2 separate regions of the Mus musculus genome follow, and region 2 is linked to region 1. Evidence: chromatin loops called from intact Hi-C (ENCODE). Cell type or tissue: heart. All regions are shown on one strand. Each heading gives the region's core, and the rest is flanking DNA. Links, peaks and the distances in the headings are about the cores only.

What was found. Peaks named below come from ENCODE experiments on the same cell type or tissue, not always from the same donor. Only the 100,000 strongest peaks of a DNase experiment are listed, where the experiment ranks them.
Region 2: it touches region 1 in a loop (2.4-fold over the local background); 12 of 42 quality-filtered maps call a loop at or near these places.

The regions. Positions count from the first base shown.
Region 1 is chr10:24,617,354-24,627,874 of GRCm38, forward strand. No RefSeq gene overlaps it. Among named protein-coding and RNA genes, the nearest start is that of Gm15270, 27 kb to the left of the region's middle. In heart, for the core only: CTCF peaks have their summits at 4,428 (motif pointing left) and 5,385 (motif pointing left); DNase peaks (open chromatin) are centred at 4,448 and 5,428.
Region 2 is chr10:24,184,303-24,194,823 of GRCm38, forward strand. It overlaps Stx7 (syntaxin 7), which reads left to right. Exons shown (of 10, transcript NM_001358563.1): 9 at 685-767; 10 at 3,326-4,659. The coding sequence ends at 3,418. Among named protein-coding and RNA genes, the nearest start is that of Moxd1, 34 kb to the right of the region's middle. In heart, for the core only: a CTCF peak has its summit at 6,258 (motif pointing right); no DNase peak of the experiment used is centred there.

The DNA.
Region 1 (10,521 bases), core at 2,980-5,479:
AAAACTGGCACAAAGGAAAATGTCACACTTGTAATTGAAAATGTAAAAATGCCCACATCAGTAAATTCCAGGAGGTGTCTTTAGGGACCACTAAGTAGTTTTGTTGGCCTCTCAAATACGGTCATGATCTCACTCCCAGCATCCTGACGTGGGACTCATGGCACGGTGACACACAGGAACTACCCTTTTATGAAAAGTCAACTTCTACTCAAGCACAGCTTTATAGCATATAGTTCACGGAACATCATTCTGGGAAAAATGATCATGCTGGTTGTCTCTACTGCCACGTGATATGAAACTTTTTCAAATTACATCAATAAAAATCATGAGAATGTTCTCAGCAAGGTGAGTTTTCCTCATGGAAACCAATATTACTCAGCCTTACTATGGCTTTCCCGACATTTCAGTGACTCGAGAAACATTTACTTCCACACATTTGCCTATTAGCTGGGTTTCTGTTACTAGCGTTGTGTTCTGGGTTACTTCTCACTCCGGATACCAGTGTAAACACAACATTCTTCTAGACACCGATGTGAGAGCAAGAACACCATTGTCAATCTCGCTAATACTTGGGCGGGGCATCGTTGGGTTCCCATTGGCCGAAGCAAGTCACATGGCCAAGCAGGTATAGAGTGTAGTTTGCAGAAACAGATCTCTGCAAGTCCCATGACAATGTGTGGGTGATGCTTGATGCTCTCGTCAGGCAGGGAATGAAGACTTGGGAACAGTAATTTAATCTACCAATTAGTGAAACCACCTTCAGTATATCTTTCCACCAGCTGATGAAATATTTATACGGTTGTCTTAGTTTCGCTTCTCTTACTGTGACTAAATAATACAGACAAAAGCATCGTAAAGGGTTTCGGTTTACAGTTCCTTAGGTGATAACTCCAGGAGGGAAGGCACGGTGGCGGGAGCATAACTGGTTGACACATTACAGTAGTAGTCAGGAAGTGGAGCGAGAACAGGAAATGAAGTCCAGGATATGAAACCTCAAAGCCCGCCCCCGTGAGGTATTTCCTTCGGCAAAGCTGAACGTTTTGTAACCTCGCAGATGCTTTGTAACTTTTCGAAGCAGCACCACCAGCTAGGGATGCAGGAATTCGAACTTATTTGCCACTTAAACCACAGCAGGTACGGCGTTCCGAAGCTTCTTGCACATTTTAATTTCTGAATTAAATCCTTCATTCTGAATTCGATCCCATCGCTCTCTTCAGGCTCATTCTCCCACTGCATGAGTATCTGTATCTTTAAAACATCATCAGTCTCCTGGGGACCAGACAGATTTGCCATCTCCTGTAACCATTCCAGTAATATTTGCATATTCAAATAAAGGAAAGGGTTGATGGGACAACATTCTCACTGCCAGCCAAATTACCGTGCCCAGCAATAGCCCACTGACTCTCTCCAGAGTACTTCCCTGTCTACCAGGTAGAATCCCCTACCCACCGGAAGGAAGAGCCAATTTTAAGATGGGTGGGAATGTCTTCAGGATTGGGACCTAAGGCAGCCTTGCATATTCTTATAACGGAGGTTCCCCTCTACATCATTTAAAACATTAAAACAGACCAACTTCCCGCATCAAATTCTGCCTTTGGCTGGGTTTGGGTTTTTTTGTTTGTTTGTTTGTTTGTTTGTTTGTTTGTTTGTAAGGATATTGTCCTCGTTAGGGTTACTACTGCTGTGATGAAACACCATGACCAAAAATTAAGTTGGGGAGGGAAGAATTTATTTGGCTTACACTTCCAGATCTCAGTACATCATTGGAGGAAGTCAGGACAGGCATCCATTCAGGGCAGGAACGTGGAAGCAGGAGCTGACGACCTTTGGATGGTGCTAGACATGTAATTTCTGTTTCTTTGCAAGGTGCATGTCTGGCATACATTTGCCTCACTTAGAATAGTTCCTGGATCAAACATCCTTTGAGCTTCAATGTCTTCTGGGGAGTACACAGGTGCTAGAGCCTATGAACTCTTCAGAGGCCCACACAGGGGTCTGTATGTGGGCATGCACCCCCCCCCAAACACACACACACGCGCACATGCGCACACACACACCCCTATGTAAACCTGTGGGGGGGGGGTCAAATAATATAAGAAAATGAGAAAGTTGAAAAATGAATTCTTCCTTCAGTAACAGACTACAATGTGGAAGTATAAGCCGAATAAACCCTTTCCTCCCCAACTTGCTTCTTAGTCATGGTGTTTTGTTACAGCAATAGAAACCTGAACTAAGACAAAACCCAAGTGTTAACTGAGGGGGGAGGGGACTCGGGGGTCTGAGTTATGAGATGGGTGTGGAGGGGGACCCCTGGGAAGAGTGGGAGCCAGCTGTTGCCATCACAGCTCACTCTCTCTGATTCTCCAGAGGGCTCTGGCTCTCGGCTCAGATCTTAGCTCAAATCTCTATTCACTGAGTGGCCCCAAGGCTTCCTCCCTCACACATCTAACCAAATTTCCAGTATTAATTATTTTGAAACATATAAAAATATCAAGAAGTGCATGCTGTTTATATGCCAAAATAATAATATTGTGTTAAATAAAACCTATCACTAGCATGTGGTATATAGCATTAACATATTAAAATATATTATTAGTGATAATCTATATGAAAAACAAATAAATTTATGTAAGTTTCTATATAAATTAATATACATACATCATAAACAAATAAATTTATGTAAGTTTCTATATAAATTAATATACATACATCATAAACAAATAAATTTATGTAAGTTTCTATATAAATTAATATATCATAAATCGTTGTTATTAATTTTACCTATTTCTCTCTTTTTAAATGACACTCCTGAAAGTTTTGAATTGCACACCTCACACTTCCGTTGGGCAGTGGCGCTCTATTTCAAGTCGGTGTGTGTAATCACATCCATGTTTAGCACAAACTATTTTTTTGTGATGTGTAAAGTATTTGATAACCACTTTTCACTTCTCACCACCTCTAGAACACCTTGCTGCATCGGAAGCTATCTAGCCATGTCCTCATACGTACTGAAAAATGGGAGCCCTTATTTGCTAGACAAACCCGATTCCCTAGCAAATCATATGTTTTGGGTCATTTTCATTAGCTCTTATGCTCAGATCCTGACTTGGGCATGCACGAAGGCTCTCGCGTAGAGACCAGATGAAGAGGCGCCTAGGAGCTCTCTGTTCTGAACGGAATGTGCTCCTTCTAGATGAGGTATTAGTGGATGGTTGAATGTCAATGCTATCTGTGAGTTAGTCTGTTACATGGGCTTAGGGTCAACCAATAAATACTATTTTTTGGAGGTGACTGTATAATTGACAAGTCTTAAACTGGCCATAGATTGCTTCCAAGCAACGGAGGCCAAACACACTGATGGGACTCACTGCACTTAGAGAGCAGGGATTAATAAATTCCCAAAATAGACTTTCTTATAGGAAACTTCCCCATAAATGTTAGCTTTTGAAGTTCAGCTCCAACATAGCAAATCTGGACTCCTCATAGCTCAGGGATAATATTAAATGTGCGCCTGCATGGACTGGCAGGAGGGTTAACTCATTTCACACATTTCCAGAACTGTAGAGTAGAGTCAAGGGCACCAATATGCTTTGCATGGTAAAAGCTGTGTAAAGACAAACATCACCATCAGCGCCACTGCTCAGAGAGGAGGAGGAAAAGAATCAGAAATAAAACAACACTCCGTCATCTGAAGATGTTTCTGGAACATCTGTGTTATCATTTTAAACTTGCCTCGGCAGAGCTGTCTTCAGAGAAGTTGTATGAAGAACTCAGCAATGAGAGCATACCTACTTGGAAAGTCTCACACGCACTCTAGACATAATTCTCAGGACTCAAACTAATTGAATAATTGACATACTGTTTTGTCCTCCATGTAAAAAGAAATCTAATTTGATTCTACTTACTATTTTCATTTCTTAAAGAATTAACTAGCTCTCTCAAATCTCAGAAAATTCTGTAGACCTGGAAAAAAAAATGTAACATCCATGGGTACTGTATCCAGAGATACATCTAACTGTGTGCCACGACCTGGGGTCCAAAGTCACGGTGGTACTGCCACCAGTCAATTATCTTTTATCAACTTGTAGAATTCTTCGGGATAAGTCGTTTTCCTGCTGGGCTCCATTGCTGCCTGTGTATGGAACCATTGCAAAATGGTGAGGCATTGTATCCATTACTGTTTTTAATTAGATATTATTGATGGAGGAAGGTTCATATTCACCAAAATATTTGAACTCTAAACTCTTGGTTGGCTGGAGCCAAAAGGTGATGTAGACACGGAATACAATGGCCAGAAATCTGATTGAACTAAGAAGTGTAACCTTGCTGTCCAAATGAGGCTACCTCCAAGGAGGAAAGAGAAATACCAAATTCTGTACCCCGAAGCCAGGAGGACCCGTGTTCGACAGTGCCACCAAGTGGCAGAAACTGGCATAGCAGCCCTGAAGGACTTTCAGGTTCTTTCCGCTGGCTCTTGGGAAAAAGGGGTTGACCCCCTCTGTAAGGAACAATTTGACCACGTTCTCGAATGATTTGCAGGCGAGGGCAAGGCCACCCAAAGGAGGTGCCGAAATAGCTTAGCATATACAAACTGACTAAAGTAACTAAATCAAGGCAAGTGACCATACTTGAACAGTAAAAACTTGTGATATGGGCCATGCCTAAAATAGATTATTTGCTTCTGCCACAAGAATAAATATTCTTTAAAAATCTATTGCTGAGCCTTCAGTAATAATGGGAATTTCTGCAGCACCTTGAAATCATGAAAAAATGAACACCTTCAGCTGTGTGGACCACAGGCATCCCTGGAAGGGAGACTTCTGCTGTCAGCAACCAGGGTCCTGGGTCGTAGCACTCTTGTGAGCAGAGCATAGGAAATTGTAAGTGTAAGAGGTAAAGTTGAAACTCCGTCCTCCGTACCACGGCCAGTCTTCCCGTAAACCAGGACTCCAACGTTACCACATCTTCATGGAAAGAATGAGCTACAATATCTACTCCACGAGTCCAAGAAGAAAAATTATTTAGTCTGGATGGGGGAGGGGGGCTGTAATCATGGTTCTTCCCACAAAAGCAGTTTGAGGTTTGACATAGTCCTACCTATGTAGTCTGAGAAATACAAGCCGAAGGATTAATATAAAACGATTTTAGGACTTAAAAACTCTATAATCTCCAGGCCACTTGGCTTAAAGCAATGTGGAAAGATTTTTGGAAAAGTGTATTTGCAAGCCAGGCTGCAGAGAATTTCTGTGGACAAGGCCCAAGATACGTTCACAACTTGAGACTACAAAACATTGAAGAAATGGCTTAGCAGTTAAAAGCATTATGCTGTTTATTCCGAGGAACCCAGTGAGATTTTCCCTGTATCCACATGGTGGCGCACAACCATCTGGCCCTCCAGTTCCGTGGATTCCACCGCCCTCTTCTGGGCTCTTTGGGTACTACATGAACATGCATCTAAGCGGGACATTCATACTTGTAAAATAAAAATAATAGATCTTTTCCAAAACACATATTAAGTAATTCTCGATCACACCATCTAAGAAGGACAGACAGCAATACTGTACCTGGCAAGATTAACAAAAGGAAAAACAGGACATCAATTAGAGATGAGAGTAGGTGAGGAATATTGTCAGTCTTCTACAGAAATGCCAAGCAATTTGTTATGGCTCCCCTGAGCGTTCTGTTGGGAGTTTTCTGAAGCATATGGAGACTCAGGGGCTCATAATGGTTCAGTGGTGAAGCTTGCCAAGGCTCTACAGTGTCCCTTTCCTGCTAGAAAAGAATATGCCCATTTGCCTTAAATCTGTCTGACTTCCCCGGCAAATGAAAATTATCCACATAGCCCAAAATAACAACAGGAAGACACAGTATGTATATAACCACAGCAACAACAGCAAGACATGGTGTGTATATTTGTGTCTCTATCTACCCTACTCTGCTGTGAATCTTCCACTGTTCCTGGTCTGAAAGAGGGGTTCAGTGGATTCTTAACAAGCGACTGCTTGGTCATCTTTCCCAAAACAAAAGTTGTTTTGGGATCGTTAGCAGAACGAACAGTTCCAGTTAGGAACGGGAGCTGGAGAGACGCATCAATGACCGCACCCCAGCCTTGCAGGGCCAAGCCAGTAGGACAAGGAGGGCGGCTGATGAGAGAGTTAACAGCCAAGCATCTCAGAAACCGCCTCAAGACCCACTGTTTTTACTCACAGGATATTGTCCCCTCCAGATTCATTGCCTGCCCCACCTTGATATTTCTCACTTCCAACTAAGTTTCAAGCCTCCTTTCTTCCAGTTTCAAACCAAAATAACCCCCTCTCCGCAACCCCCCCACCCAAGAGATATCTTTCCAAACATGGGTTTATGAGGAAGCTTACAGACCTGGGCTGCAGTCTGTCAAGGGCACCTTTGATGGGGACCAGAGATCAAACAGCCCACTATTCTCTTGGGAGTGCTGGCAAAGAGACAACCACTTCAAATAGACGGAACTGGGTCTCCACAGACTTGCCTGCCCTGCTTCAGCATGTCCCACATCTGAATCTTTATCCATCAATCATGGTCCTGTCTGGTCGAACAAGGAAGGAACTTTCGAAAGACTCAGACTATCCCTCGTGAAGGGCAGCATTCCTCTCTGCGGTCTTTCCCACCACCGTGCATTACTTTAGTTTCCCCCTTTTATTGGAACTCAAGATGCAGACGGACAAAGTTAAAGGCTCATACTGTGTGGCAAGATCAGATTGCTCAGACGGCAGTGCTCAAAGGCTACAGAGACAGTAGTTCCATAGAGAAAATGGCACTGCAGCCAGATTTTGAAGAAAATGGACGACTGCAGAGGGGTGGGGACAGAGGAGACATGCACCAACAAGATGATTGAAAATGAAAATTAAGAGCAATAAGTTGGCTGGAATCAAATGGTAGAATATATCACAACTGTGAAATTATCCTGCAGCAGTGAACCAAAGCCACAGACATTTAGTGAGCATTTCATAGGTGCCAAGACCTACCATGGCCACTAAGGTCGCTGCACTGTTGCCAGCCATGGGGCTCAAGGCCCTCCAAGAACACATAGCTCTGTGTATAGTCACTCAGCCTATAAGAAAGACACACATGAACTGAGAGTATTTGACCTTGTGACATAAGAAAAAGATTGGGAGAGCCAGAGGGAAGGGAAGAAGAAGTGATTGTGAGATTATATTCAGTGTCACTAAAGGTTTGGACTGGACTTTGTGGAACGAGTTAATGGGAGGCTTGTACATTTGTAGAAAGCTTCCCCCAGGGAAGGGACATTGCTAAGGGAGCGTGGCTCAGCAGAGCATTTCATAGACTGTTAAAGAAGGGGGAAATATCGTCTGCAGCAGTAAAATGTTATCTAGTGGCAGGGTTTCCACAGTAGCCAGTTTCCGACTGGCTACCTGAAGGCGATCAAAGCTTGCAGCACCCACCGGATGCTTTTTATCAGTTGTCCCCGTTTACCTGGATAGACTGACTAATGCAACACGCTTTGGGTTGAATGCGTTAATCTGAGGTGAAATTAAGGAGTGTGAGGAATCTAAACACCTAAGCAGAGGTAAATAGCAACAACTGTAGACTCGTTCTTCCAATAAGATGATAATCCAAAACAGAGATTGTATTCAACGTGCCCAAATGTGACTGTGCTGAGAGAGGTGGCATTAGGAAGTGACTCCAGACAGCAAGCTCAGATTCATCTCTAGTATAAATCTGTTTATGCTCAAGTAATAAACGAGCAGGTAGCTTGATATCCAAATCCAAATCTCTAATCAGATGCGCAGAATATTCAGCATGATCCTGGAGCTAGCTTCAGGAAACCCGACTCTTAAACCGCCCCCCCCCCTCCCTTTTCCCGGAAGTTCTTCACTTCTGTGCCTGTTGCTGCAGTTCTCACAGTCACATACCGCCACCTGCTGGGCGAAAGTCGTAGCGCAGAAGGACAAAGTATCTGCAAGAACAACAGAATCCTAAGCATCTATGGCTTCCAGGCCTTTGTCCTCTTCTGTGTCACTACGAACACAAAGTCTGACGTATTAGCAAATATTCCTGGTGGTTGCCGAATCCACTGACGGTCCTACTAAACACTTTCACGTGCGTGTTGAGTCCATCGACAAGCCCAGACGTCATTGACGCTCGAGATACAAAGAAAGCCGGCCTCCCTGTGTGAGTCGTCCTCGCTGAGAGTCCCTCAGTAGATGCTCAGAAATGAGGCTCTAGGTCTTTGGATAAGCAATTCTTGTTTCCCAAGCAACTTATGTGGCGCCTGTGTGTCTGGTTCACGAACATACAAGCTTCAAATGGCCCTAAGATTGCCTAAGCCAACCATATTGAAGGCTGGTACTTCACAAATACTACAAATATTACAAAGGTCCCATAATATCCACTGTATTTTAGCAATCACGCGAGAGAGGAATTTTTGGCAAAATGATTACAGGTTTTTCACTTCTGCATCAAATATAACTGTAAGGGCCACCTAGAATTTACTACCATTTATCTTCCTCAGGATGAGAACTTTAGAGTATGGAGGGAAAAACAAAATCAAACCCCAAAGAACACACAGCAATCATCGCAAAAGCAATTATTAATATTATCACTGATTTTCATATAATTACAATGTAAAATGTAATTACAAACAATGTAGTTTTATTAAAATGTTTCCCAGAGTACAAATTTTTCTTAGTATTATTTTTCTAGGTGATATGAAATGCATTTGGGGAGTGTGTGTGTGCTTGTGTGTGTTTGTATGTGTGTGTATGTGTGTGTGTTTGAATGTGTGTATTTATGTGTGTATGTGTGTGTTTGTGTGTGTATGTGTTTGTGTGGGGGGGGTGTGTTTGTGTGTGTGTTTGTATGTGTATGTGTTTGTGTGTGTGTGTTTGTGTGTGTGTGTTTGTGTGTGTGTTTGTATGTGTGTGTTTGTGTGTATGTGTTTGTGTGTGGGGGGTGTTTGTGTGTGTGTTTGTATGTGTGTGTATGTGTGTGTTTGTGTGTGTTTGTATGTGTGTGTTTGTGTGTGTGTATGTGTGTATTTGTGTGTGTATGTGTGTGTTTGTGTGTGTGTTTGTATGTGTGTGTTTGTGTGTGTGTTTGTATGTGTGTGTTTGTGTGTGTGTTTGTATGTGTGTATTTGTGTGCGTTTGTGTGTGTTTGTGTGTGTGTTTGTATGTATGTATTTGTGTGTGTGTTTGTATGTGTGTGTTTGTGTGTGTGTTTGTATGTGTGTATTTGTGTGTGTATGTGTGTGTTTGTGTGTGTGTGTGTGGGGGGGGGTGATCCTAGGCCCGTGTATCAAGGAGAAGGCTCTACCATAGAACTGTATTGTCAGTCCAGCCACTGAGATCTGTGTGCTCCAGTGCTCCTCAGTGTTAGGAGTGGAAGACTCAGTCGTGTTTCTTGTATGCTCTGATGAGGTGTACATTAAAATGTTAACCTTGCTCTTACTATCCACGAATACTGCCATCCTTCCCACCTACGAAGTCCGCGGTGTCCGATAAGATGTCATGTGTCCTTTCTGGGAGGCACACAATCACTGCTGCATAGCATCATGTGTTACGATCAGTGCAGTCAAGCCAAGAAATGAGGCCACAGAGAGCCGAAAATGAGAAGGGACATTCTCTCTCTTGCAAATGGCATGGGCGTCTATGAGAGAACATCAGGGGAACTTAAAAATCATCCTAAGACGAGCCAATATGAGTTTACCAAGGTTGTGGGATATAAGACAGTTTTATAAAAAAAAAATAATTTTAAGCTGGGCGTGGTGGCGCATGCCTTTAATCCCAGCACTTGGGAGGCACAGGCAGGCGGATTTCTGAGTTCGAGGCCAGCCTGGTCTACAAAGTGAGTTCCAGGACAGCCAGGGCTTATACAGAGAAACCCTGTCTCGAAAAACCAATAAATAAATAAATACATTTTAACTCTATATGTCAGTAATGAACACTTTGAAACCAATATTTAAAACATAACGCTTCTCTGCTCACTGTGGCTCTGTTCCGACCTTGCAGCGGCGGTATTGGCCTGGCTTCTGGAATGGACAGAGTCCACCAGGAAAGACTGGGGTCGCGAGGAGCTGGGGAGGGAGGGGCCCTGTCTGCGGAAGGTAGGGTTAGATCATTAGCTCAGTGACCTCCTAGGGTTTCCATGTGCTGTGTTCTCATCCTATAGCTGGTTTGGTAATGATCTGCAAGTCCCGGTGAGCAACAGCACAGCTCCGCCTGACGCTCTCATTAAAATCCATGCAGCCAAACTCTGCACGTTGTAGCAGCCTTGCAGAGCCTTGCAGAGCCTCGCAGAGCCTTCTCAGCTTGGGGGGCTGGGGACCCAGTCAGCTGAGAGGCCGTCTAGGCTCTACATAGGTATATGTGTACAAAGGAAATTTTCTTTTAAAACATGTTTCTTTAAGCCCTTTTAAGTAATAAAGGACCCAGTGCAGGTGGGTGTGTTTGTGGAATTCTGTAAGCGTAGAATACAAAGTTTAGTGACTATTTGAACTGGGCTGAGGCTGGTAAGACTATAAAG
Region 2 (10,521 bases), core at 5,262-7,761, 430 kb before region 1:
AGGAAGAGATGAGATCTCTGGTCCTGTAAACCAGTGTCAGTTCTACCCTCAGGTTAGAACAGAGTGGAAAGGAGGGCTGCAAAGGCCTGTGGGCCCTGGGTGAGGTTTACACCTCTCTGTAGCTAGAAGAAGGAAGAAACCAGAATGCTACCAGATTCTTACAGTGAAGTTGACCACTGCACCACGCAAAGTAGGTAGCACACTGCATGTATGTGAATGACTGGAGGGAAGCTGCCCTTACAGAAATACACACAAAGCCGACAGACCCCTAGGACTGGCAGGACATTTTGATTAAATCAACATAGGAAGGACCAAGGTTGAGTGGGCTCATCCATTGCTCTTGGGGAGACGCCATTTTTGAGAAGCTGAGGTGGGTTTTTTTCGATGTGATGATGAAAGCCTTTGGGACTGGGCAGAAGGGGCTCAGTTTGTTTTGCACTTTGATCTTGAGACAGTGAAACCTCTGTGGTTAGAAAGCGGCAGGTGCTTGTGCTGCCGCTGATTCAGTAGCTGCAAAGTGACAGGACTGTGTTGTGTCCAGGTAGAACTGGAGAAGGTCTATATATTCGTATATTGGTTGGGTTGTGTCTTTTCCTTAAATGTCTGCTGCATGAAGTTTAGTGATTTATTACCAGAGCATCAAATGTGTTTAACAGTGCTGTGTGCGTGCATTTTATTTTAAAGACAGCATAGAAGCCAATGTAGAAAGTGCGGAAGTTCACGTTCAACAGGCAAACCAGCAGCTGTCAAGAGCGGCAGACTATCAGGTAACATGAACAGTAATACAGTTCCTTATCACTTGGAGTTTTGACTTAAGATACAAGTATATAACCAGTTTGAAGTAGCTGTGTATGCTACTGTTAGAATTATGTGGAAAGTTAGTAGTGGCAGTGGTCAGAAACAAGCCAGTCAATTTGAACTGCCAGTCAGTCTGTTTTCTCAGGGTGATCCACAGAGATAGAAAGTCATGAAGCTTGCAAGAGATTACTACTACAGGCTTTACTTCTTGTGGGGGTTCCTGCAAGCATCGTAGCTGGTAAGGAAGCTATATGGATAAGCTAAAAGTGGAACTTGAGTCAGCACGACATGGCCATGGCTGATGCTGGGTCAAAAACTTCTGCAGTCTGACACCAAGCAATGTGTTCTTCATATATTTAGATACAGTAAAAATGGACAGCATTTGGATAAAAGTGATTCCTTGGACAGTTATCTCAACAGAGCTTTAGGCGTGGCTACACTGAAGAGCATCTCTTTAGCAAAGCACGTGTGACCTTTACATGAATAAGCATGGGTTCTCTTGACAGATGAGCAGAGCTCAGGACAAGGGCCTAGGGAGGGAGGGTTTAATGAGCATAAAGATGGATTCTATGGACTGAGGTACAATGCTCGGGATTCTGGAGGATTCAATGAGGGCTGGCTTTACAGAATAGCAGAGATCACTAGGTATTGACACATACGATCCCAGATGTATGGATGGCAACCAGTGCCCGTGTCTTTCATTGGAAAACAAATCCACGCGTTTAAGAATTCTAGTGTTCCTCTGCATCCATGATGGTTTATGATGTGACAGCACATGGAGAGACCTCTTGAGTGGTCTGTTCCCCTCCATTTCCCTTCCTTCCCTGTGACTTTTCTTTTTTAAATGGTTTTTCAAAACAGTATCTACACAGCCCTGGCTCTCCTGGAACTCACCATGTAGACCATGCTAGCATCAAACTCAGAAACCTATCTGCCCCGGTTGCCCAAGTGCAGGCATTAAAGGGGTGCCTCACCATCACCCAGCCCACTTTCTCTTTCCTCTTGCCAGGCTGACGTAACAAAGGTCCTCACACTAGAAATGTCTCTTCAAAGTCTCTGAAACTACATTATCTGGGAGTGTCATTAATCACTGCATAGTATGTCAACATGTAGCAGACCCTTCAGTCGATACAAATTTATTTCTCAAGGGAATGTCATTAATGTGTGGAGACTCTATATATCTGTGAAGTATGAGTCATGCTTCAGGTACTATACAGATGTTACGGCTGTGAATTACTAATGATTGCACGGTGTGCAGACCTTTGCTCAGTAAGAGCAAGGTTAGACTCTTTTGAAGATTCTGAACATCATAACACATCATTTGATTCCCCTCTAAAAACATCGGATTTTGTTGTCCTTCATAATTACCACTGTCTTGAATCTTGACTACAATCCTGTAACTTCTTAGATATTTTTCAGCTGCTTTTTACTTTCATGTTAGCGCCATTCATCAGGTGAGCCACTGTGCACTTGGCAGCTTGTAACACTGACACTTTATGGGGCTATTCTTTGTTTCATTTCTAGGTATTCTCAGTCTACCACATAGCTGGTAACTTTTATTTCTTTCTGTCTTCCTTTGCATTATTGGGGATTGAGGGAGAACAGGGAATCTAACCCAGGACCTTGCATACCAGCAAATGCTTTGCCACTGAACAATAGATATACCTAACACAGTTTCTTCTTTCTTTTCTAAACATTTTTATTTACTTATTTTATGTGTGTGTCTGCTCTAAAGGTAGTTAGACCTGGAAGAATAGAGCTTAAGCATGAGACAGACTCATAAAATCTCATGCAGTAGCCAACTTTATTCAGAGCATCAGACAATTTATACTCAGGGTTAAGAAGAGTCACATGAGTAAAGTGTACAGTCTCAAGGAGAAGCCAAATGTAAACATGCGTTTTTCCATAGTAGCACACAAACAAATAACAATACCTAGTTGTAATGAATAATCTAAGGTAAACTCACTCCTATCCACTCTACCTGGGAGGGGCACAGAAACACATTCCAAGAACAACTAGTTGCGTGTTTTTGAAGCAACTGAGGTTCTTGTTTTCTTGGCATTTTCTCGAAAGCACTCCGAGTTCCCCTGACATGGCTCCATTCCTGCACCATGTCCCGACAGTGTGTATTGGCGTTTGTCTGTGTACCACATGCTTGAGCTACAGGAAGGTGTGAGCTGCCATTCGGGTACAGGGAATTGAGCCTGGGTCCTCTGGAAGAGTGTAGTCAGTGCTCTCAACCACTGAGCCATCTCTCCAGCCACTGATTTCTTCTTTCTCAAGTTCAACCATACTCCCAGGAGAACTACCAGCAATTAAAACATTGCCCCTTGAATTATAGCATTACTTCAAGAAAAATATTTTTTGAAAAAACACCACCGTGTGTGTTGTAAAGGTTTTTTAGAAGAAGAATCTCAGCCCCAAATATGAGGTCTCCAAATTGTTCCCCAAGTTCACTGGGTGGTGTTCAGCTGCTGTGGCATCCCCTCACTGACGTACTCACCGTGTCGTCTTCTTGCTTCCGCAGCGCAAATCCAGGAAAACTCTCTGCATTATCATTTTTATCCTCGTGGTCGGAATCGTGATCATCTGTCTCATCGTATGGGGACTGAAAGGCTGAGCCCCGAGGGCGTGGACGACTGCATGATGCTGTCTGAGCGATGCAGGCAGATTCTTGCGATCACTTTCTCTTATCGTTATCTTGAGGCTGTTGTGTAAAATGATGGTTCCATACTTTGCCATTTTTACTAGGGTGGGGGGATTCTTTTTGGATTCAGTCTGATATTTTCTAATACCCAAGGCTTTTCTAAACACCCTTACTGGCACAGCTTCCCTGCTTTTTAGTTCAACAACTGTTAGGTTTTGCTCACGTTGTATATGCCTTTCATTTGTAATTTATTTATTGTAACTTTTTGACTGAGTTTTGGGAATTATTTGATTGGCGTGTATACTCTGCCTGCACCTCTGTAACTGTGTAACATGTGTAACATGATTGCATTATCTTATTTAAAAAGAAAGCCCAAGTTTAAATTTCATTTGTCCAGTAAATGTTCTCAATAGGAAACCCTTAACATAACTGTTTGTGGGATGTTTTATCCGCTGTGGTCCACAGCAGTGCAGATCGTTATTGCTCTTTCATTATTGGATTGTTGTTTTCGTCTCTGAATAAAATCAGTGAATCTTTTCCTGATGTGTATGTATATATGCATTTGCTGTGGATTACCTAGTAAAGACAGTAAGGATAGGTTGTTTTTAACATTATGGACTGTTTAATCCAATGCATACTAAAGAAAGCTTAGTTACTGTATTGTTCAGTGAAAGTTGGAGGAAGTGGCTGAAAGGTCCATACCTGCATCTATTCTGTTCAGATGCTAAAGATTCCAGTCTCTTACTGCACTGAACCACTTTCACCATATGGTCTGGCTTTGTGGCCATTATACCTTCCCTCGTGCGCCATGGAACACTTCTTAGGCCTGTATCTTTGGGTCCTGTCTTCACAAAGTAATGTTCCCATAGTTACAGATTTGGGATTTCATTTTATATTTAGTTTTTGACACTTAAGTTTTAGAGTTTATTTAGATGCCATTTTTTTATTATTCTTCATTCAAATAGGAATCAGACGTCTGCCAATGAACACACTTGTCTTTTTTGAATCAATGTTTTAATGCACTAATATGAATGCTGTAAGAGGGGTTATCTTAGTTTATCATTTGTGTTTTATAATGTTCTTACACAGCAGTTTGCTAATGATGGCACTGTTTAATGTGGCTCTGAAACCTTTAAATGGGAACAAGTGAAATATTAACAAAATAATTGTATCTTTGCAAGCAGAATAAAGATGATTCTGGAGATGTCTGCTAATTCTGAGTCCCAAGAACTCTTTCCCTGGAGCCCAGGCTTCCCAGACATTTGCTGCTGACTATGCACCATGGTGGGACATTCCACATATTTCTGCTGGGAGGTTTTGTTTTTTGTTTTTTTTGTTTTTTTTTAAATATTATTTCTTAGAGTTCCTCTTCCTCCTCCTCTTCTTCTTCTTCTTTTTCTTCTTCTCTTCCTTCTCCTCCTCCTCCTCCTTCTTCTTCTCCTTCTCCTTCTCCTTCTCCTCCTCCTCCTTCTCCTTTTTCTCCTCCTTCTCCTTCTTCTCCTCCTTCTCCTTCTCCTTCTTCTCCTCCTCCTCCTTCTCCTCCTCCTCCTCCTTCTTCTTCTCCTTCTCCTTCTCCTCCTCCTCCTTCTCCTTTTTCTCCTCCTTCTTCTCCTTCTTCTCCTCCTTCTCCTTCTCCTTCTTCTCCTCCTCCTCCTCCTCCTCCTCCTTCTTCTTCTTCTTTTAAGATATATATACATATACACATTGTAGCTGTCTTCAGACCAGAAGAGGACACTAGAACCCATTACAGATGGTTGTGAGCCACCATGTGGTTGCTGGGAATTGAACTCAGAACCTCTGGAAGAGTAGTCGGTGCTCTTGACCGCCGAGCCATCTCTCTAGCCCCCACATATTTCTGGATCACTGGTTAACATGTTTAATTTTAGAGTGACGAATGGGTTGTTCTCACAGAAACCATTTTTGTGGGGGTCTGGAACACTGAAGTTTTCTGGTGCCCGGCTCCTACTGTTTTCATGGGTGGTCAGGAGCAATGTATACACATGCTTCCAGATGAGTGCCAGCCTGCCAGGCCGGCTCCCACAAGGTCTTCTCTTCCACCTGCCCCTGTAGCTTGTGTGTCAAACAGTGTGCTGCCATCTCCTAGCTGGAGGAGAGTCTCAGTGGCATCTGTTAAATGGCTCTGTGCTCCCAAGGCAGTTAATCCTCGTGGGACCACACCCATTTGTTCCTGTTCTCTTCATAGTGGATGCCCCACAACAGCAGAGCTCTTTCAAAAATCGGGGCGTAACTTAGCAACTTTACTTAAAATTGGAACTTAAATTATTATTTTGCCTGGTCCACTGGCCATTGATCTATGACAGGAACTTTAGTTGCTGTATTCTTTTAAAAAGCTTTAATTTGAGGAAATGTTCACAAAGATATTTAGAACATGAAACTGACTTTTATTGACAATATTTAAATGTAAAACAAGGGAATTGCTAAATGAGAAAAATAAAGCTTAAGCTTTTCCTCAATTCAGTTTTAGAATTGCTCTGAAATGTTTTAAATTTTTCTTTAATATTGAGAATATCACGCACTGGACAATGAACTGTGATCATATTTACCCTTTATCACCTTCTCTGACTCTTCCCACATCCTCTTCCACAATTCCTTCCCAACTTTATGGGTTTTTTTTATTATTCATTTTAGGTTTTTTTATAGCTCACTAAGATTAGTTAGTGCTGTTTATATGTGCTTGGGTGTGAAGCTACCTGTGAGGGCATGGGAATTCTACCCATGACCACATCCTTAAAGTGATTACCCCCACCCCAAGCAACTATAACCTGCCACTAGCTTCTCAGTAAGAGGCAGGAGGTGGCGCTCCTCCACTGCACCCGTGCCAGAAGTTCGGCCGGTGTGATCTCATGCAGACGTTCCCGGGAACTGGGAGTTCATGAGTGTGATGTGCGTTTCATATCCAGAAGACAGCATTGTGCATGGCATTCCTCTTCATCCTCCAGCTCTTACACATCATATCTCTGCACTGGAAAATGAAACAGGAAGCTTTTTTGACTATGTCTGCATCTGGTTCAAACCAAAGGAATCCCCTCACCGAGTGCCTTGTGTTCTCAGACAGGACTGAGATTAACTGGCCTCTTAGATTGAACGGTAGTCTTAACATTAGGCACGTAGGTTATTAAAATATGGCAAAGATACGGTTTTGCAGAACAGTTGATAGTCTGAGTAACTGTTCCCTCTGGTTATAGGGAAGTGTTTCCCAGAGAGAATGGGCATCTTCTGCTATAGATATGGGCACAGACAGGGCCCAGGATAGAGCAGCAAGCCATGTGCACTGTCTGAAGGCACCCGCGTGAGCATGCCAAGGGCCACAGCAGCACCTATGGCAGGCACCACTTGCACCACACCTTGAAGATGTTAGCACTGGGACTGTGAGCATCCTCCCTGCTTTGGATAACAGTGTCCGGGTGCTTTTATATCCATAATACTTTGAACACTAGCCTGTTTAGGTAAATCTATAGTGAAAGCAGGTTGACTCAGTTCATGTGGGACCCAAGAAACAGGTACATGATTTTAGCAAAAGCAAACACACAAAAACCACTCGCAATACTTTGGAGTTTGTGTACTGTTTGTTTCTTTGTGCAGAAAAGTGGAGTTCATGGTGGAAAAATAAGAACTTGAGAGAGAAAGAGTCGCTGTCACATCTGAGAAATACATTTGACGTGGTTTTCACTGGACACTGAGTAGTCTGCTCCTGGGGGCTGTCCTCACTGGACAAGGGTAGTGGCTTTCCACCAAACCCAACGAGACGTTTTCTTATTAGGACAGCAGCATCCAGAAGTTTCTTCCTGCTTCACTTCCTTGTTTCTACCCTATTTCCATCCCATAATAGTTCCTCAATACATACTTGACCATTTGGAGTCAGCTTTTTCCCAGGGTACTACAGGTCTGGGCATAAAGATTATGAACGAGCCAAATGAATGTAGGTCTTCTCACAGAGAGCATTTATCCTGACATTTGACATATAAAAAGTGCTTACTATCACGCCAGGCAATGTAGCTCAGTTTGGCAGTATGCTACGTCAGAACTCTGGGAATTAAGGCAGGATGGTCAGAAGTTCAAGGCCATGTTCAACCACAGTGAGTCTAAGGCAAGCCTGGGCTGTACTTTATTCATCATAAGAAAATGCAGCGTGGAAAAGGAGGAAGTGTACAAGGATGAATTCACTTTGGGACCACTGGGCGCTTCAGCAGTTGGCCAGACTCTAAGGACCACTCTCTCCTGTTGATCTTTTTTCCTTCTGAAAGTGACAGAAATTAATTTTTTAGAAATCAAGTTTTCTGGAAATAATCAGTTTTGATAGCCTATCTAAGCTATCACCAAGTGGAGTTGTTGTGGTGGTTGTGACTGGGATTCAGGGTATCTTGGATACCAAGGTCCTGTGTTTGGAAGACATTCACAGAAGGCTGCTGCTTCCAGTAGAGGGCAGAGATACATAAAGAAGGGAGGGAGTAAGGGGAATTTGCAACATAACAGCCTCAAACAAATACATTGAGTATCCTCTGTACAAAATGTATCACAGAATGTATATATTTAGCCTTACCCCACCCCGCAGCAGTTGTTCTTGTTTGTTATTTTGTCTTTAATGAAAAGGGAGTGTAGAAGGAAACCCTGCTGCAGGCGGTAATCTACCCTTGAAATCCCAGCACTTAGGAAGGGAAGGCAGGAGGATCAGGGATTGCGTATCTGATCAGCTTCCACTGGCTACCCAGCAAGAGCCCAGGCCGGTTTGAGATCCCTGTGACCCTGTCTTCAAATGAAGCGAAGTGGAGAGGAAGGGGATCGAGGCAAGGGAGGAGCAAGAGAAAGAACAAATGAAGATTAAGCTGATGGCTGATGCCAGTCTAATTTCCTGTAATTCCGATGCATGCCTCAACATGCTGATCTTAACGCCTTGTCTTGGTGATCAGTTTGATTGACGCAAAAAACGTTAACCAGGAAGCATTATTATCCCAATAGTCCTCTCAAACACTGAAATTGAGCCGAGGAGCCAACACTGTTGCTTCTTGCAGGGTTTTAAGAAGTCTGTCACCTACTTACTCCCAGTGGGTTCCTGGAGGTTGTGAAATATTGGGATTTTTTTTTTTTCCTGAGCGTGGTGGAAGGCAAAACCAGATTTCCTGTGTGGGCCCTGCATGCATAACACCTCTACTTGTTTTCAGGGGAGTCTTCTAGAACTGAACCAAGGAGTCTTTAAATAACCTTGAAAGAGCATTAATTCCCACTTGGGCCAACCCAAAGTACAAAATTTTAAGTGTTTACTGTAAGTACCGTTACACAGTAGTTGCTCACTCTGAAAGCTTTAGACGTGGGCAGACGGCTGAGCAATGAACTCACTTAGCCCCAGCTAAGGCGCACTGATTCCAGCTTTCCCTTCAGAATGCTTGCTTTGTATCAGTGCTGTAACAGGAGAATGGAAATACTGACCTCACCGAAGGAAAAATAGTACTAGAAATTAGGGATCTACCCCAAATAATGTGAAAAATTTATTCTTTTTAAAATTTTGTATCACTAAAGGCTTAATGGTGAAGACTTCCAGGTCCAAGCTAGTCTTCCTGTCAGTCGACCCAGGAAGCACAAGGCGTGTTTTGGTGATGAGCATGTTATGGCTTAGTCCATTTTCCAGTGTTACATAACCAGAGCTATATAGCTTGTAGCTTTTATGGTGGACATTTTAAATCTCAGTTCTTAGGAGAGTCACCCCAGTGTGTGTGTGTGTGTGTGTGTGTGTGTGTGTGTGTGTGTGTGTGTGTGTGTGTATACACACACACACACACACACACACACACACACACACATATAGTCAGCTAGCATTTTCTTTGTAATGTGAGTATGGTTTCATAGTGTGGGCTTTACCCTGGCACATTTACTTGCTGAGGAATATCTGACCAGTCCTGTGTTAATATGGTTGAAATAGGCATAAGCATTCATGTGTAAGTTTTATAATAATATATTTTTTCTTTTTATGGGATAAATGTCCCACAGTGCAATTGTTAGGTCACATGCTAGTTGAATAGTTTTTTTTTTTTAACTCTTATTATCTTTTAGGTGAATGTGTGCTTTGCTTGCATGTATGTCTGTGTACCACATACATGCCTAATGCCCATGGAAGACAAAATATGGTGTTAGAGCCCCTGGAACTGAAGTTACAGATGTTTGTGAGACACCATGTGGGTGCTGGGAACTAAATCTGGGTCCTCTGGAAGGGCAGTTGGCATATTAAACAATGAGCCACTTTTCTGGCCCCTGAATAGATAATTTTACAGAAAATGTGAAAATCACTGGTTGCCACAGTTTATATTTGCAAGATAGTCCTTCACTGGATGTATGGCTTGTACTGGCTGGTTTACTGTCAACTTAACTCAAGCTGGAGCCATCTGAGAGGAAGGAACCTCAGTTGAGGAAATGCCTCCATGAGATCCAGCTGTAAGGCATTTTCTCTGTTAGTGATCAATAGAGTGTGTTTGATGCCATCCCTGGACTTGGGGTCCTGCATTCTATACAAAAGCAGGCTGAGCAAGTCAGGGGGAACAAGATAGTAACTAGTACCCCTCCATGGCCTCGGCATTAGCTCCCACTTCCAGGATCCTGCCCTGTTTGGATGTCCGTCCTGACTTTGATGATGAATAGCAATGTGGAACGGGTAAGCCAAATAAACCTTTTCTTCCCCAACCTGCCTTTTGGCCATGATGCTTTGCTGCAGCACTAGAAACCCTAAGATGCAGCTCATGGATTTTTTCCCCCAGTCAGTGGCTTACCCTCTAAACCTCTCATCTGCGGCTTTTGCAGAGTGAAAGATTTTAATCCCTCTTATCCATGTTTATTTACTGCTCAAGTTTCTGGTACTAAGAATTCTTTGCCTAGCCCTAGGTTCCAAAAGTTTTCTCCTTTGTGTCTATTAGTAATGTATCTCTATATCACCTTTAAATAAAGAGGCATTTTAAGTTAATTCTGCATAAAGTCAGACTTGGATCTAGATTCATTTCTTTGCCGTGTTTCATTGCTGTGTTTGTTTAAAATGTTTTCTTTCCCCTGTCCACTGGGTTAGTTTTCCTTCT